Regions from separate parts of the Homo sapiens genome. Here region 2 is linked to region 1. A link is an interaction called in ENCODE POLR2A ChIA-PET data of the cell type or tissue named here. Cell type or tissue: PC-9. All regions are shown on one strand. Each heading gives the region's core, and the rest is flanking DNA. Links, peaks and the distances in the headings are about the cores only.

Region 1 (7,836 bases), core at 1,334-6,333:
CTGCCTCGGCCTCCCAAAGTGCTGGGATTACAAGCGTGAGCCACTGTGCCCAGCCCTATATATATGTAATTTTTTAAAAAGGCAACTGCTTAGCCTTTACGCTGATGTAGACCTGCACCCCATTCCTTAGGAAGAGTAAACTCACAGAGACGCAGCAGGACTCCTCATCCTCTGATAAATGCAACTGACAATGTAACATACCCACAGACACTTGCAGGACGTACGTCTCTCCACTGCTCAGAGAGTATGGCTTGATTGTCACTGTCTGTTCTGTAATACCTGCAGAAAAGACATGGCTGCATGGAAATGACAGTCAGTGGTCTCAAGGACAGAGGTCACACAGAGTCCTTGGAAATGAGTTCCACTCTTCCCCCAGGGGTGAAATTAACATAGATACTAGTGAAACATGCCACTCCTGCTTGGAAAGGTTGCTGGTTACTGCCTTCTATAAACAGCCTGTCCTGCCCAACAGAAGCATTACTGAGGATGGTCCATCCATCCCTGGCTCAGAAATGACACTAATGTCCCAAGCAACAAGAGAATTCTGTTAGGATCTTATTTTATATGTTTATAATTATGTTCATGTTTAATTTGGCAATTTTATAAATCATACTATAAAGTATGATTAAGGAATTTTGAAGCTATTTTTAAGTCTGCAGAATACTGGTTATGGACAATTTTTAACCTGGGTGTAACTGCTGACCGTGGTGACTGGATTACTTCCTTAGCAGAGAGAGGCTGACCTCTCACTACTTACCCTGAAAAAAGGAGAGATCGGAAATACAAGATTGATGATCTAAACATGGACAGTTTCTAAAATTACAATCTTACAATAGTACTTCTCAAAATGCTTCAAGGAAAGGGTGAAGGGAAAATTATCTAAAAATAGTGTGAAATCCAGATCCTCCCCAAGAGGTCTGTAAGGATGGCACAATCACATGTATTAACACGAAAGGGGGAAATACAACAAATTGAGCAAAAGCACCATGTCTGGGCTGGGAAATTCCATTAGAAATTCAATCGCTCTTCAGGAGCAGCTTCATTTTGACCAATTCATGTAAATCCCTGACCACCCTACAAAAGGCTGTCACAGAAAAGGTGCGCACCAAGGTGTCTGGGAGCACAGAACGTGCAGCACTTGGCAGCACCCCTCTTCCGCTTTGGTCTACACACATGGATCTCCTGGTAGCAACAGACGCTAACTTTACTTTTGTTAGAAGAGTCTCAGGCCATAGTCCATAGAAGAACAAGCACAAGTAGAAAAGGTACCACAATTCTAAATACTTATCTAGTAAAACGAAAAGTTCAGAAGAAATTGAGGGCTGATATCTAAAAGCTTCAGAAACACTGCAAATTGGAGGGTACAAAGAGGACATTCATACCTGAGGATGAATAGCCTTGGAAAACTGCTCGACCCAGCAGGGCCTTGGGCCAGTCAATCATGAGGACAGGCTCGGCTCTGCCTGCAGACAGGGAGGGGTCCACCAGGTTATCCCCATCTCCAGGGCTCTCCTCGGCACTCAAGCTAGGTCCTGATCCTGGAAAGCTGGTGTCCTTAGCTAGGAAGATAAACCAAGCCAATAGATGTTAAAGAAAAAAAGTCATGATGATCTTAAAGCATTAGTGATTCAATGCTGATATTAATAACTATTTGTACTATTGCTGGATACCGCCTATCTAATATAATGTCTTCAGCAGCCAAACATATTCAAGACATGTACTTTGTTAACATGTAATTAGCGGTCCAAAGGCATCTTCCCTCCCTCCCTCCCTCCCTCCCTTCCTATCTTCCTTCCTTCCTTCTGCAAGATTTATTAAGGTCTACTAAGTCCAGGTACTACTCTAGAAATAGGAGACACAGCGTGAACCAGATCAATGGTGTCCTTGCTATCTGGAGTTAATAGTGAGGCAGTCCAAAAAATAAATGAGAAAACACATAAATAAATAATATAAACTCAGGTAATGAAGGAAAGAAAAGCGGGGTATGCAGAGGAAGAGAGAGTGGTGTGGAAAGGAAGTCCTTCTGAGATGGAGGTCAGGGAGGTCCTCTCTGAAGACTAAGACTAGAAGGAGCCCTTCAAGCATCTGAAGGAAGGAGTTTCCAGGTTGAGTAAAACCAAAATGCTGTGGGAATGATCTGCCCTAGTGGTTGGAGGGTGGGAGGGAGGGAGGGAGGGCAGGAGGAGGAAAAATGTGGCTGGAGGCATTGCCAGGGTCACATCATGCTGGGTGCACAGCCACGGGCTTTTGTCCTGAGTGCCCTAGGAAGCCACTGGAGGGACCTGTCAGGAGAGTAACAACAGCCTGGTTTGTGGTGAAGAGTCCTCTGCCTGTCATGTGATGAGATGACTGCAGGCAGCAAGAAGAGAAGCAGCGAGGGCAAAGGAAGGGCTCCTGCATGGTCTAGGCAAGAAGGAGTCGCTGCACTTCACTTAGGCTAAGGAGGCTCCTTTAAGACTTGAAACCAAGGTCACTGAAGCAAGATATAGTAATAAAACACAAATGTTGTAAGGAGGAATAATTTTATAAATGCAATACAAAGGCAGATCTTTCTTCATTCAGTTGTATTGATTAAGCACCTACTGTGAGTACGAATGTGAGCCTCTACAACAGATCTGCGTGTGTACTGTAAAGACTTTTAAATGTTCTGTATGATGATGTTTTGATATACTGAAGAACAAAATGAAACAAAAGCGTTCTGGCTAAGGAGACAGTGCTTCTCTTGGGGCTGGGGCTAGCCAACTCTTAGAGATTACAAAAGGCCCAGCCTGCAATGTGTCTTTGATTTGCAAACTGACCAATCCAGAACCACCCCCAACAAATCATCCTGGGCAACTAGAGACCACCCTTAGGCCTAGGATCTGCTGAAATTAAACTAACTGATTCTAAACTATTCATCCAGCCCTGCCTTAGCCTTGCCTTTCTTTGCCGTGGAAAACCCAAAAAAAACCTTGGCTTAAGGGCTCCCCTTGCTCCTGTCTGCTGTCTCCTGACCTCCCTGCAGCTTCCCCATGTGGCCTTGTGTGGCCTGCCATGCCTCTTGTCTCTAGGACCTGGGAGTATTTTCTTTGTTTTTCTCTCCTCTGTGGCTGCACCTGACTGACCATCTCATCCAAGAAGAGCACGACACACAGGAAGGAACATGGGAAGGGCTGGAGAAGCCGTGCAGTTGGAAGCAGCTGAGGAGGACTGTTGAAGGAAACACTGCCTCAAATCAGAGGAATAAATCATTCATTCATCATCCATTATTCCCTCGATAGATAAATCATTCACTCATCAGCCATTTATCGATTCATTCATCAAATAAGTCATTTACCTACTCATTTGACAGATAAATCATTCACTAGACATCCATCTCTTCACTAGACAGATAAATCAGTCACTCGCTGATCAAACATCTGTTCATTCGATAGATGAATAAGTCATTCGCTGATCATCAATTCATTCTACAATGTGTTTACTGAGTGCCAATGTGCCAGGGACCGTGATCCATCTGGGAACATAGCATAAGCTGGCCATGGAAGCTTTCCTGGAAGAGCTCAGAGCAGAAGACACAGACACAGAAAGAGCCACTAAGTGCCAGGTGCCACCTGCTTCCCAGAGGAGGGAATAAATACTGAGCTGGTGTGTGTGTGTGTGTTTTGGGGGTTGGGGGGAAGGCGGGGGGAGTGGTGGTCCTTACAAGACAAGCCTGAGGAAGACTTCCCAGAGAGAAATGGAGCCAGACCTGAAGGAGGAGGCTCGCTGAGCAGATAACTTAGGAAGGACGTGGAGGAAGGCATTTTTGGCAGACGACACTCCATGACCAAGGCATGGAAGAGCTGGGATGCTCATCCTTGGGCCTGGGGCTACTGTTGGGATTTTGGAGCATAGGGTGAGAGAAGGGCAGAAAGAGGGGAGCTAGAAATAAAGGTTTGGTTCAGACCGTGCCATGTAAGAGTTCAACTTTTCCCTGTGATTCTGTGGAGCTCTCAGTGGCTGTGTAAGGGAACAGGTGGGAAATCCAGATTGCAGAAAGGCTGTGGAGGAGAGCTGAGTGGAGAGAGGCAGCAGGCATAGAAGCACAGTCACCTGGCTGTCTTCCTCCCGATGGTATTGCTTCTTGAATGTCACTGTAATAGGCTTCAAAATCTATAAGAAAGGACAAAATCATAATGTTTCCTTTAAAATCACAGAATCCCCTGAAATTAACAGCAGCTCCCCTGATGGGTCACATTGTCCTTGGTGTATTTCTAGACTCCATACATTGCTCTGTGGATTACAAAATACCCTCAGTGGTGGTGTCTTCCCTCACTCATGACAGCTGGGCAAGGCAGGTTTCATTGCCCCGGGGCCCCAGGAGGAGGAGAGGGAGCTCCAATAGGTGTGTGGTTTCTAAGAATAACCCAGCAAGTAAGTTGAGACCAAGGCTCACATATGGGTCTCTGCCACCACACCCAGCATCCTATCCTCTCTTCAAGCGAGTCTTTTACTGTTCTTTTAGAGAAAATGTCTCACTCTTTTCTTTTAGAAGGAGAGAAATGGACACAAGAATGCCCTGCTGCAAATGTCGCCTCCTGTCCCCTCAGCCCTCCTTTCCCAGAGGCAGAGGAGCTCACAGCGGTCCCTCCAGCCAGCCAGCCAAGTCTGGGAGGCCTGGAGCACAGCTGAATTGACAAGAGCATGCAGAGCATGAGACCACCATAGCCCAAGAGTAAGCAGCAAAATCAGTAAGCAGCTGAGGACAGTGACAGAGAGACAGATGCCAGGTCAGAGCTTTTCTCATTATTACCTTTTCTCTCCATTTTTTAAGTACCAGAATGGTTTCCATCCCCCTGAAACCCAATGATAAAGTGAAGCAATTGATCCCAGGGCAGGGGAGAAGGATTAGGAAGCCGGTGTGGAGTAAACAACTACTGTAGCACAGACACTGCACACACGGGACCTCACTGCAGCCTCAGAACCTGCCATGGGTTTGTCATTTTCCCAGTTCAGAGATGAGGAATCCGAAACTCGATGACTATTGCACAACCAGCAAGTGGTGGGTGTGAACCTGGCGCTTTCTGATTTAAAGGCCCATGTTGATGTGATCTCACACCTTACCCACCAGATTCACTGCTTCCAAAGGTAACTTTGGTGCCTAGACAAGAGGGATGACATGCAGGAACAGTGGCACTTACCAGAGAGGTGAGGGTCAGGGCTGTGGGTGGGCTGACTTCTCTCAGAGCGGCCAGTCATCAGGGATCCCTTGCTCTGTGGCCCTGGCTCTAGGTCTAGTGAACCTTCCTCTGGAGCCTCCCCCAGGACTGCAGAGTCCCCCGCAGGAGGAATCCAGTAGACTCCAGTCATGGGCTCTGTGGGGGTTCCCCTTGGAGCTGAAGTGGCAGGTTGGCCAAGGGTCACGGGTGAAGGTTCCCGTGAGAATGGTGTGGTCGTTGCATCAGGATCTGCAGTGCCAGGCTCAGTGGGCAGCAGGTTTAACTGTGATGACTCTGAAATGGCACCGAGTCCCAGCGAGCCAAGCAGCCCCACTACTCTGCAGAAGGGAACTTAAGCAAACGTTTGGCAGTGTTAGAATTTTGCAGCAAAAATATAAAATATTTGCTTAAAAAGTCTACAGACTATGTAAGGATGCTATATTATAAACAAATCTGTTGTGAATTTGAAAACCTACACTTAAGAGATACAGGGCAGAGAGTGTGGTGTTGGCGTGTTCTGTGTTGGCATGTTGGCCAACAGCAAGAAGCACATGTATGGAAGTAGAAGGCAGGATTCACAGCGATTGCACCTGACGTTTGCTCTTCCAAGTCGGGGGGGAGGGATCTGCTGAATCCTATGCACTCCCAGGCATGACTTATTCATGGGTATTCTAGAAAAAACTTGGGATGTATGGGGTTTCTCTTAATCCTCACTCCCCTACCCGCCAGTAAGTGATATGGTTTGGATGTTTTGCCCCTCTAAGTCTCATGTTGAAATATAATCCCCAGTGTTGGAGGGGGAGCCTGGTGGGAGGTGTTTAGATCATGGGGGTGGATCCCTCACCAATGACTTAGTGCCCTCCTCGCTGTAATGAGTGAGTTCTTGCTCTGAGTTCGTGGGAAGTCTGGTTATTTAAAGGAGCGTGGCAACTGCCCTGCCGCCTCACTCCTTCTCTCACCATGTAATATGTCAGCTCCCTTTTGCCCTCCACCATGAGTAAAAGTTTCCTGAGGCCTCATCAGAGCAGATGCTAGCACCATGCTTCCTGTACAGTCTGCAGAACCATAAGCCAAAATAAACCACTTTTCTTTATAAATTACCCAGCCTCAGGTATTCCTTTATAGCAGTGCAAGAAGGGAATAATACAGCAAGTATCTAGTATAACAGTTTTCAAAACTGCTGTTAGAATTTATGATAAAGGATGAATAGCAAAGAAAAAAATACCATGAGCATATAAATGGCCTCTCAATAAAGCAAGCTTTTACTTGCAACCATGGGAGAGCCCAATTCTTTGAGACATATCTAGGGGCCATGATTTACTTTGCTGAAAGTCTAACCACTGTATGTGTTTCCACTGCAAGTTCCTCTAATCTATTCAGCATGGGCTCTGATTCAGAAAAGTTAAATTTACCTAAAAGAATTTGGAATGCCTCTCTTGCCAAGAAGGGCACAATCACCCTCTATGTCTTCATGTATCTGTGGCCGCTGAGGCCAGCTGTACCCAAAGCTCTACTTGTGGAAGCTTTGAATGGCCTCATGGAGGGGATCTTCAAGAAATGTGAAGGTCAGCGGGGGCTTGGCACCAGCTCTGTTGTAGGAGCTGGCTCTCCAGCTCAGAAATAAAGCTCCTCTGTTTGCCATTCAGAGCCACCTCTCTGATCACAAATAGTGCCACGTGAGAAATCAGTCTCGCTCCTGGTTCAAACCTTCGTGTCCTGCAGCACCCAGTGTCCTGACACCAGTGCCCAGCACGCTGCAACACATTTTACTTAGCCCTGATACCACTCTGTGAAATAGTAGGATCCTCATCTTTCACCAAAGAAAATTAAATCTTAGAATTGCTTAAAGCCACCAGCTGGTAGTGTGGGAGCAAGGATTGGAACCTTCCGCCCTGGTTCCTCTGCTCATTCCTCACTGTGCAGCTGGCCCAAAAGACAGGCGAGGTGGTGACGGACACAGCCCTCTGGGCAGTGTGTCACATCGCAGGTCCTTCTGAACTGTGGCTTTAGCTCAATAAAACTGCCTACACAGGTGTTGGGCGCAGCCTTCCATATCACACTGAGGTCAGAAGCAGCCCTTGAGTGTGTCACCTCTTCTGCTGGTGCCTCACAAGTGTTCACACGGACTGTAGAGGCAAGAGGGGCTGGGGAAGCACGACGGACCGTTCACCAGGCAGATCAGACACACTGGGTCATACCAAATGTATTTTGCAACATTTTAGCAATCTCACAATAACCCTGAGTTTTTCCCTCAGAAAACAAAATAAAGCTATTAATCCTTTTTACCTTCTATCCTATTCTTTTCTGTTGCATTGACTAAAAAGAGATCCCAGGAATAAGACAGATTCGGTATTTCACTGCAGTCCTCACACATAGCTTGAAGAGAGAGTTCGTCATTCCAGTTGACGAAGGTGTCTTTAAAGCTGACCCAGGAGATGTGGACGAATCTGAAATATATAAATTGGCTTGAGATCTTAGGAAAATAATGTGAGGGTTCTTTGGTCACATTAATTCATGTTAGGCATGTTTAAATCACCCTACTTTGGATCTTTATTAAGGGACTTCAATAGCAATGTCACAGCACATATGATGGCACATATGGAGTGGCCAACACTGTGCCAAGCTCGACACTCACGTGATCTGCTCTAACACTGTGAGA
Region 2 (7,836 bases), core at 1,824-6,823, 550 kb before region 1:
TGGGGCTCAGAAAATGCTTGAATAAGGAAGTGCATTTTGAATTTAAAAAATGAAATTTTAAGACAAATTTTTGTTACACTACCGTATTCACAGGCTGAAATTTTCATTTTTAAGAGACTTCCCCCAACACCATGCATGGCACACATATTCTTATTTTACTTAGATTTAAAAGATGCTTTCAGAGGTTATGCAAACTGTTCAAGATCACAGAGCTACAGACGGGCAGGACCAGAGCCACATCTGTCACCAAGCCCCAGGGCCAGCATCAAATCCTGTTAGCAGCACTTCAGAATAACTTCTACATGCTGAGGGTCAAGAACAGTCCACCAGGAGAGGAGGGGGTAATGGAATGAGCTGATAAATAAATTTAGAAAAGCAGATTCCTCTAAACCCAAAGTGAGCAAACGAGAACATTCAGCATGGTAGAGAAGTCTGCAGGCTGACATGGGGACACTTCCAAGCTGGCCTGCTCCGCGGATGAGGTGTCAGCACAGAAAGCCAACACCTTTTTTTTTTTTAGCTTCATCACCCTCAAATGAATTCATGTTCTCATCTCAAAAGACCCCTAAAGGCACATTCACAGGCCAGCACTTTAGGCTGACCTCCACGAACCCAGCACTGATGTTTACTTTTAAATATAATTTAGAAGCAGTCAACTTTTCTTTTTCATGTTGTTCATCTGGGGCAGGGGTTGGAGGAGGCTGCGATGTTTGCTAATCCACACCAGTTTTTTGGGGTCACCATGCACCAGTGTGCATTCTTTGGCACTAATTGGAATGCAAAGTACATCACAGGCATGTATCCAGGCATGTCTATTCCTATGCACACTTACATATGCCTACGTACCTGAATATAAACCCATGGAGAAATCCATATAGGAATGCATGTGCTTTTGAGGCTCTAGAAAATCCAAAGTAAACAAGGGCCTCTATAAATGTCACACATATTCACATTCAGTACATGCCTTTGTCCCTATTATAAACATTCTCATTCAGAGCTCATAAAAATTCAACAGAAAAGGGAGTCGAGTACAGGAAAGAAAGAAGAAGATTGGTAAAAGCATTGTATCTGTCAATTTTTGAAGGATGACAGCTTTTTCAATAAAAATAAAGCATTGTGTCAAAATAATCTCTCTGTCTCTGTCTTCCTCTTGTCCTCTTCTCACGCTGTGTCTCTCTATCAGTCCCTGGGGCTCTGAAACTATTTCAATAAGAAAGTGCATTCTGAATTAAAAAACTAAATTTTAAGACAAATTTTTGTTACACTAGCATATTCATAGGCTGAAATCTTCATTTTTAAGACTGCCCCCAATACCATGCATGGCACACACATTCTTATTTTGCTTAGATTTAAATGATGCTTCCAGAGGTTATGCAAACTGTTCAAGATCATAGAGCTACAGAGGGTAAGGACCAGTGCCACTGGTACTGCCCTTTTCTTCCTCCCTGTGGCAAACATCATGACCCTTTGAAACCTACCAAATCCAGGAAGTCCGCACAGCACCAACCAAACCCCTGTGTCCCCTCTTGTGAGCCAATGAGGACCACTTCACATGCTACCACTCCTGATCAGTCTCATGCACTGGCACTTGGATGGAGGCAATCCTCCCAGCCCTTCACAAAACCTCCAATCGACAGCAGAGAAGAGGCTGCATGCTTGGAAGCCAGGCCCCTAAAATGCCTACACCCTACTCTCCAGAAGAACTGAACACAAAATAGAAGTTGCAAAATATATAAAGGCATCCTCTTGAAGTAAACTAACATTAACTGCTAATCTTTTTCACTGAAGCCTAAAGTCCCCAAACCCCCTCTGAATACCACTTGTAAAGCTGTTATAGGATAAGGATGCTCTGGAACTACCTAGGGGCGATGGTCTCATGACTCCGTAAATCTACTGAATGCTGGTGCAATGTTCACCTTCAAATAGATGCTTTTATGTTATGTGTTTATATTTTTAAAAAATTATGAAATAGTTTGGAAGCTGAGATGTATCAGAACCACGACTCTTTTTTTTTTTTTTTTTTTTGACAGAGTCTCACTCTGTTGTCAGGCTGCAGTACAGTGGTGCGATCTCGGCTCATGCAACCTCCGCCTCCTGGGTTCAAACAGTATTTAAATCCTGCCTCAGCCTCCCGAGTAGCTGGAACTACAGGCATGCGCCACCATGCCCAGCTAATTCTTGCATTTTTAGTAGAGACAGGGTTTCACCATGTTGGCCAGGATGGTCTCTATCTCTTGACCTCATGATCCGCCTGCCTTGGCCTCCTAAGGTGCTGGGATTACAGGCATGAGCCACTGCGCCTGGCGAGAACCACGACTTTTTAAAGGAAACCTTTTCTCATGTCTTTATTATTCATTTGTTTTGAAAATATCATCAAGATTAAGGATCAGCTAAGAAACAGAATAATTTACATCTTACATTTCATAATTTTATCTATTTTTGCTTATAGGGGAGACTTGAGATTAAACGACTCCCATTGTTACATTTTTACAAATATTTTTGTTTTCAAGAAAAGCATGTCCATTTGAGGCTCCCATGTGGAATTTCTGAGAAGCCTAAGGATACTGTCCTCCAACACATGGCTCCTGGGGCATAATGTGGCCATGTGGCAATACATTCAACAGACGGACGATGGCGAGGGCTGCCACTGACGCTCCCGCTTGAGGGCCCCAAATGGGTGAAGCCTGGTTGGGCCCGTCCTCATAAAGCTGGAGGCATTACATCAGTGCCTACAGCTGCTCTGCCATCTCCTGCTCCTGTCCCCAGTCCTTCATGCTAATCACAACCTCTTTTAAATGACAACACATCCCTAGGAGAATTAAACAGTATTTAAATTCATATTTAAATATGCATAATGTGAGCAGATATTGAAATACCCATCATTTTCCTGGAGTAGGTGCTGGCATTTAAAACATGAGCACACTGGGCACAAGCACATCTCTGGGAAAAGCAGGATTCCCAGGGCTCAGCCACCCAGGGCCAGATGCCCAGGGGCCTTCTCCGTCCCCCGACTCATGCTCTGAACCCAGACTTACAGTTGTCACTGGTCTCCCCAGCTCAGGGAACCGCCCTTCATATGGATGCTCTGTTCTCCTAACAGCATCAGTGTCCACTATTTGCTGAGTGTTGATCAGGTCTGGGCCAGGAGCCAGAGCTACATGTTCTGGTCCAATCTTCTCAAGAACCATGTGCAGTAGGAATGACTACTGTTGTACAGGACATGAAACTAGGGCTCAGAGAGGTCCCTAGAACTGCCTGAGCTCACCCAGATAGGAAGTCTCAGAGCCACTATATGTGTGCATCCAGCATTTGACCAGAGAGAGAAGAAATGTCAGGAGAGGACCCACCAGACACCACTCTGCCGTGTCCTTTTAGGCCTCCCTATCTGCTGAGAGATGCTTCGGACAGCAGTTTCCAACAGCTGAGTGTTGTTATCACAGAGCTTACTTGAGCCTGGCAATGGGACTAGAATCCAAATGCTGAATGCGGAAAATCTTTCCAAATATTTGAATGTCAAAATGCAGAAAGATCTCTTTGGTCACTTCAGCCTCTATTCTTCATGACTAGTTAGCTAACACCAAGCAGAGTTAAAAAAAAAAAAAAAAAAGGCAGTGAATTTCTACTGTTTGGTGTGTCAGGGAAGCTTGGGGCCGATGGAGGGGTTGATTCATAACGTTTGCTAAATCCTGTGGTGTAAACAATCCCGCCCTGGCAGATCCCAAGCTGCCAATGTGCTGTCAGCTGGCTCACAAAATTCCTCACACTTCAGCAATCAGCTCTCGGTACCAGCAGGTTCTGGCAAGCCCCAGCTTTGGGCATTCATCCCCCTTGGCTTCTGTTAGTCACATTATTTGGAAAAGACTCCTTTAATTCACCCATCTATTAATAAATCTAGAGATGTTTTGGTTTGCTTTTTGTGTATTCTGTTTATTGTTTATTGAAGAATCGCTTGTTTGTGAGAAGGGTGGGTGAAGGATGCCTGTGGCAGAAGCTGGCCCCAGCTGGCTCCCAGGCCACTTGGCACGGAAGCCTTATGGCTAAACTAAGTGCCCATAATACCCTGTTTTCCATGATGTGATTATTACACATTGCATGCCTGTATCAAAACATCTCATGTACTCCATACACACCTATACTATGTACCCATAAAAATAAAAAATAGAAAATAAAAAATTATAAACTAAGTGCCCAAAGGACCTGGAGAGAAACACAGAGAAGCGTGCGGGCTGCATTTGGTCACCCTATTGCGTTAGCCTGGATACAGATGGGTCTATCTTGTGACAGACTCTCCTTGACCAAACCTTAGCCAGGCTCCTCCAAGCCCTCTTCTCCACTAGGCCTCAACATTGGCCTTCCACGTCCAACCGTGGCAAGCTCAGTTCCAGCAAGAATCCTGCTTTTCATCCCCCACACTTGATATCTAATCCCCCTTGACACGTCATCAAGCTCCTCATCCCTCGCCATTTGTGTCTAAGTCCCTGGCCTGTCTGTAGCAGAAACCGTGTTAGGCCAGTTTAGCAAGAACCCCCCTACCCTTGATGTCCCTTCTTAATGACTTTCCATCCACCAGATCCTTTTGCTCTATTCCTCGGTCATAAATCTCCAGCTGTCTTTGCTGCATTTGGGGCTGAGCCCAGCACTTTCTCCTGTTGCAATAATCCTGAATAAAATCTGTCCTTACAGCCTTTAACTAACTGGGCTATTTCTCTTGGACACCTATCCTGGTGGTTGTCTGGAAAAGAACTTAACACATGGGGCTTATGCTGACTAAGGAGGTATCAAGTTATGTTTTAGTAATGCGATCTGCAGAGGAATTTTATGGAGATAGTGTTATACTAACTGCATACTAATTAACAAGAAGCCAGAACCTAATTTAAACAATAATGACAAAAGCAATACAATTAGAAAGAGCAGTCAGGCTCCAATTCCACTGTGTTAAGGTCAGCTGATTGCACCACCTGAATCCTACACAAATGTTCTGATTTCCTCCTATCTCTTCTGAAACCATTTGGTCTGTTCCAGCCCACTGTCCATCCCACCGTGTTCTTCATGCAGCAGCCACAGTGATGTGTGAAAATGCAAATCTGAGCAGTCACCTCCCCATCCTGAGGTTCAGTAATGACCTCACATTGCATGTGGATGCCACACCACCACCTTCTGGGAACTACAGAGAACGGCTCCTGGCCTGGCTCCACCTTCCCGACCTCTTACTCCACCACTCTTCTGCCAATCTCCTGTTGCCTTTTTGGCTACTCCATTCCCCTTCTACTCTTGCCCCTCCCAACCATTAGCAGACATGAATCTCTTCTCTGTGTCTACAATTTTGCCATGTAAAAAGTGTGACATATATGGAATCATACACTATACAGACTTCAGGTTTTGACTTTTCTCACTCAACCTAATGTTCTAGAGACCCATCCGGGTTGTTGTGTGTATGAATAATTCACTTATTTTTATTGCTGAGAAGTGTTCCATGGTATTGAGGTACTACAATTTGTTTAACCACTGGCCTGTTGAAGGACATCTACAGTTTGGGGCTATTAAAGTAAAAAGAGTTCCTGTACAGGTTTTATGTGAACATAAGTCTATTTCTTTGGGATAAATGCCCAGGAATGCAATCACTGAGTCACATGGCAGATGTAGGTTTTTCATTTTTAAGAAATTGCCAAAATTGTTTTCCACAGCAGCTGTACCATTTTAACAATCCCTCCAGCAACGTATAAGGGGTCTAGTTTTTCCACATGCTCACCAGTATTGGATGTTGTCACTATTTTTTATTTTAGCCATTCTGATAGGTGTGATTTAAATTTATATTTTGCTAATGGCTAATGATGTTGAGCATCTTTTCACGTGCTCATAAGCCACCTCTACGTCCTCTTCAGTGACATGTCTCTTTTTTTCTTTGAACCATTTTCTAATTTTTTTTCCTACTGAATAAAAATCCATTTATTTAATTTAGTCAGTGGCTTTTCTTTTTAATTTCAACTTTTATTTTAAATTCAGGGGATACTGAATTTGCTTAGGACAATGGCCTACAGCTGCATCCATGTTGTTGCAAAGGACATGATTTGGTTCTTTTTTTACGTCTGCGGAGTACTTCGATGGTGTATATGTCCCACATTTTCTTTATCCAATTCACTGTTGATGGGCACCTAGGTTGAGTCCAGGTCTTTGCTATTGTGAATTGTGCTGTGATAAACATACAAGTGCATGCGTCTTTTTGGTAGAATGATTTTTTTTCTTTTGGGTGTATATCCGGTAATGGGACTGCTGGGTCAAATGGCAGTTCTGTTTTCAGTTCTTTGAGAAATCTTTAAACTACTTTCCACAGTGGCTTAACTAATTCACATTCCCTCCAACAGTGTATACATGTTCTTTTTCTCTGCAGCTTTGCCAGCATCTGTTGTTTTTCGACTTTTTAATAATAGTTTGGCTCATTTTCTAAGTGAATTGTTTGTTCTTTACTGCTGAGTATTGAGAGATTATATACATTCTAGATGATATTCCTTTTTTTGGACATGTGGTTTGCAAACCTTTTCTCCTACTCTGCAGTTTGTCTTTTTTATCCTCTTCACAGGTTCTTTCCATAGCAAAAATGTTTAATTTTTATAAAGTCTAATTTGTCAACTTTTCCTTTTATGGTTCATGCTTTTGTCCTAACCTCATAACTCTTTGCCTAGTGATCCCAAAGATTTTCTCCCATTTTAAAAAATACTATGTTTTACATTTTACATTTAAGTCCATCATCCATTTTAAGTTAATTTTTGTATAAAGTGTGAGCCTTTGGTGGCTGTTCATTGTTTTGCCTGTGGGTGCCCAGGTGCCCCCGCATCATTTGTTGAAAGGCTGACCTTCCCCGACTTGCTTCTGTACCTTTGTCAAAAAAATCAGCTGGGCATATCTGTGTAGGCCTGTTTCTGGGTTCTCTACTCTGTTTCATGAACCTAAGTGTCTGTTCCTCCATCCACACCACAGTCTTGATGACTGTAGCTATACAATAAGTCTTGAAATTAGGTAACCTCATTCCTTCCACTTAATTCTTTCTCAAAGTTGTTTTGGCTATTCTGGTTCCTTAGCCTTTCCACATAAATTTTAGAATTATGTTGTCTATATCTACAAAAAAATCTTGCTGAGATTTTGATAGGAATTGTGGTAAAACTGTCTGTCAATCTGGAAAGAAGTGACAGCTCTACTAGGTTGAGTTTTCCATCCATGAAAACAGTATGTCTCCCCACTTATTGAAATATTCTGTGGTTTCCTTCATCAGCATTGTGCAGTTTTCAGCACAGAAGTCTTGTGCATGGTTTGCTAGGTTTACATCTAACCATTTAATTTTTTTGAGCTATTATAAGTGGCATATATATATATATATATATATATGTATACATATGCGATCATATGCCACCTCTATGTCCTTTTCATAAATATATGTATACATATGTGTATATGTGTGTATATATATACATACGAATATATGTGTGTGTGCATATACATATATATATATATATATATATATTTTTTTTTTTTTTTTTTTTTTTTTTTGAGACGGAGTCTAGCTCGTCGCCAGGCTGGAATGCAGTGGTGCAATCACAGCTCACTGTAACCTCCACCTCCTGGGTTCAAGTGATTCTCCTGCCTCAGCCTCCTGAATAGCCGGGATTACAGGCACGCACTGCCACGCCCAACTAATTTTTGTATTTTGAGTACAGACAGAGTTTCACCATGTTGGCCAGGATGGTCTCGATCTCTTGACCTCGTGATCTGCCCACCCCTGCCTCCCAAAGTGCTGGGATTACAGGCGTGAGCTACTCCGCCGGGCTGTGACTTATATTTTTA

Evidence for each region. Peaks named below come from ENCODE experiments on the same cell type or tissue, not always from the same donor. Only the 100,000 strongest peaks of a DNase experiment are listed, where the experiment ranks them.
Region 2: POLR2A ChIA-PET joins it to region 1 with 24 read pairs; 2 of 35 experiments call an interaction of 5 or more read pairs at or near these places.

The regions. Positions count from the first base shown.
Region 1 is chr7:47,880,527-47,888,362 of GRCh38, forward strand. PKD1L1 (polycystin 1 like 1, transient receptor potential channel interacting) reads right to left here. Exons shown (of 57, transcript NM_138295.5): 17 at 7,464-7,624; 18 at 5,160-5,528; 19 at 4,072-4,131; 20 at 1,383-1,559; 21 at 202-279. Among named protein-coding and RNA genes, the nearest start is that of PKD1L1, 64 kb to the right of the region's middle. In PC-9, for the core only: no CTCF peak of the experiment used is centred there; a DNase peak (open chromatin) is centred at 4,315; H3K27me3 peaks cover 641 bases.
Region 2 is chr7:47,332,601-47,340,436 of GRCh38, forward strand. All of the region lies in intron 20 of TNS3 (tensin 3), which reads right to left. Among named protein-coding and RNA genes, the nearest start is that of SNORD151, 130 kb to the right of the region's middle. In PC-9, for the core only: no CTCF peak of the experiment used is centred there; no DNase peak of the experiment used is centred there.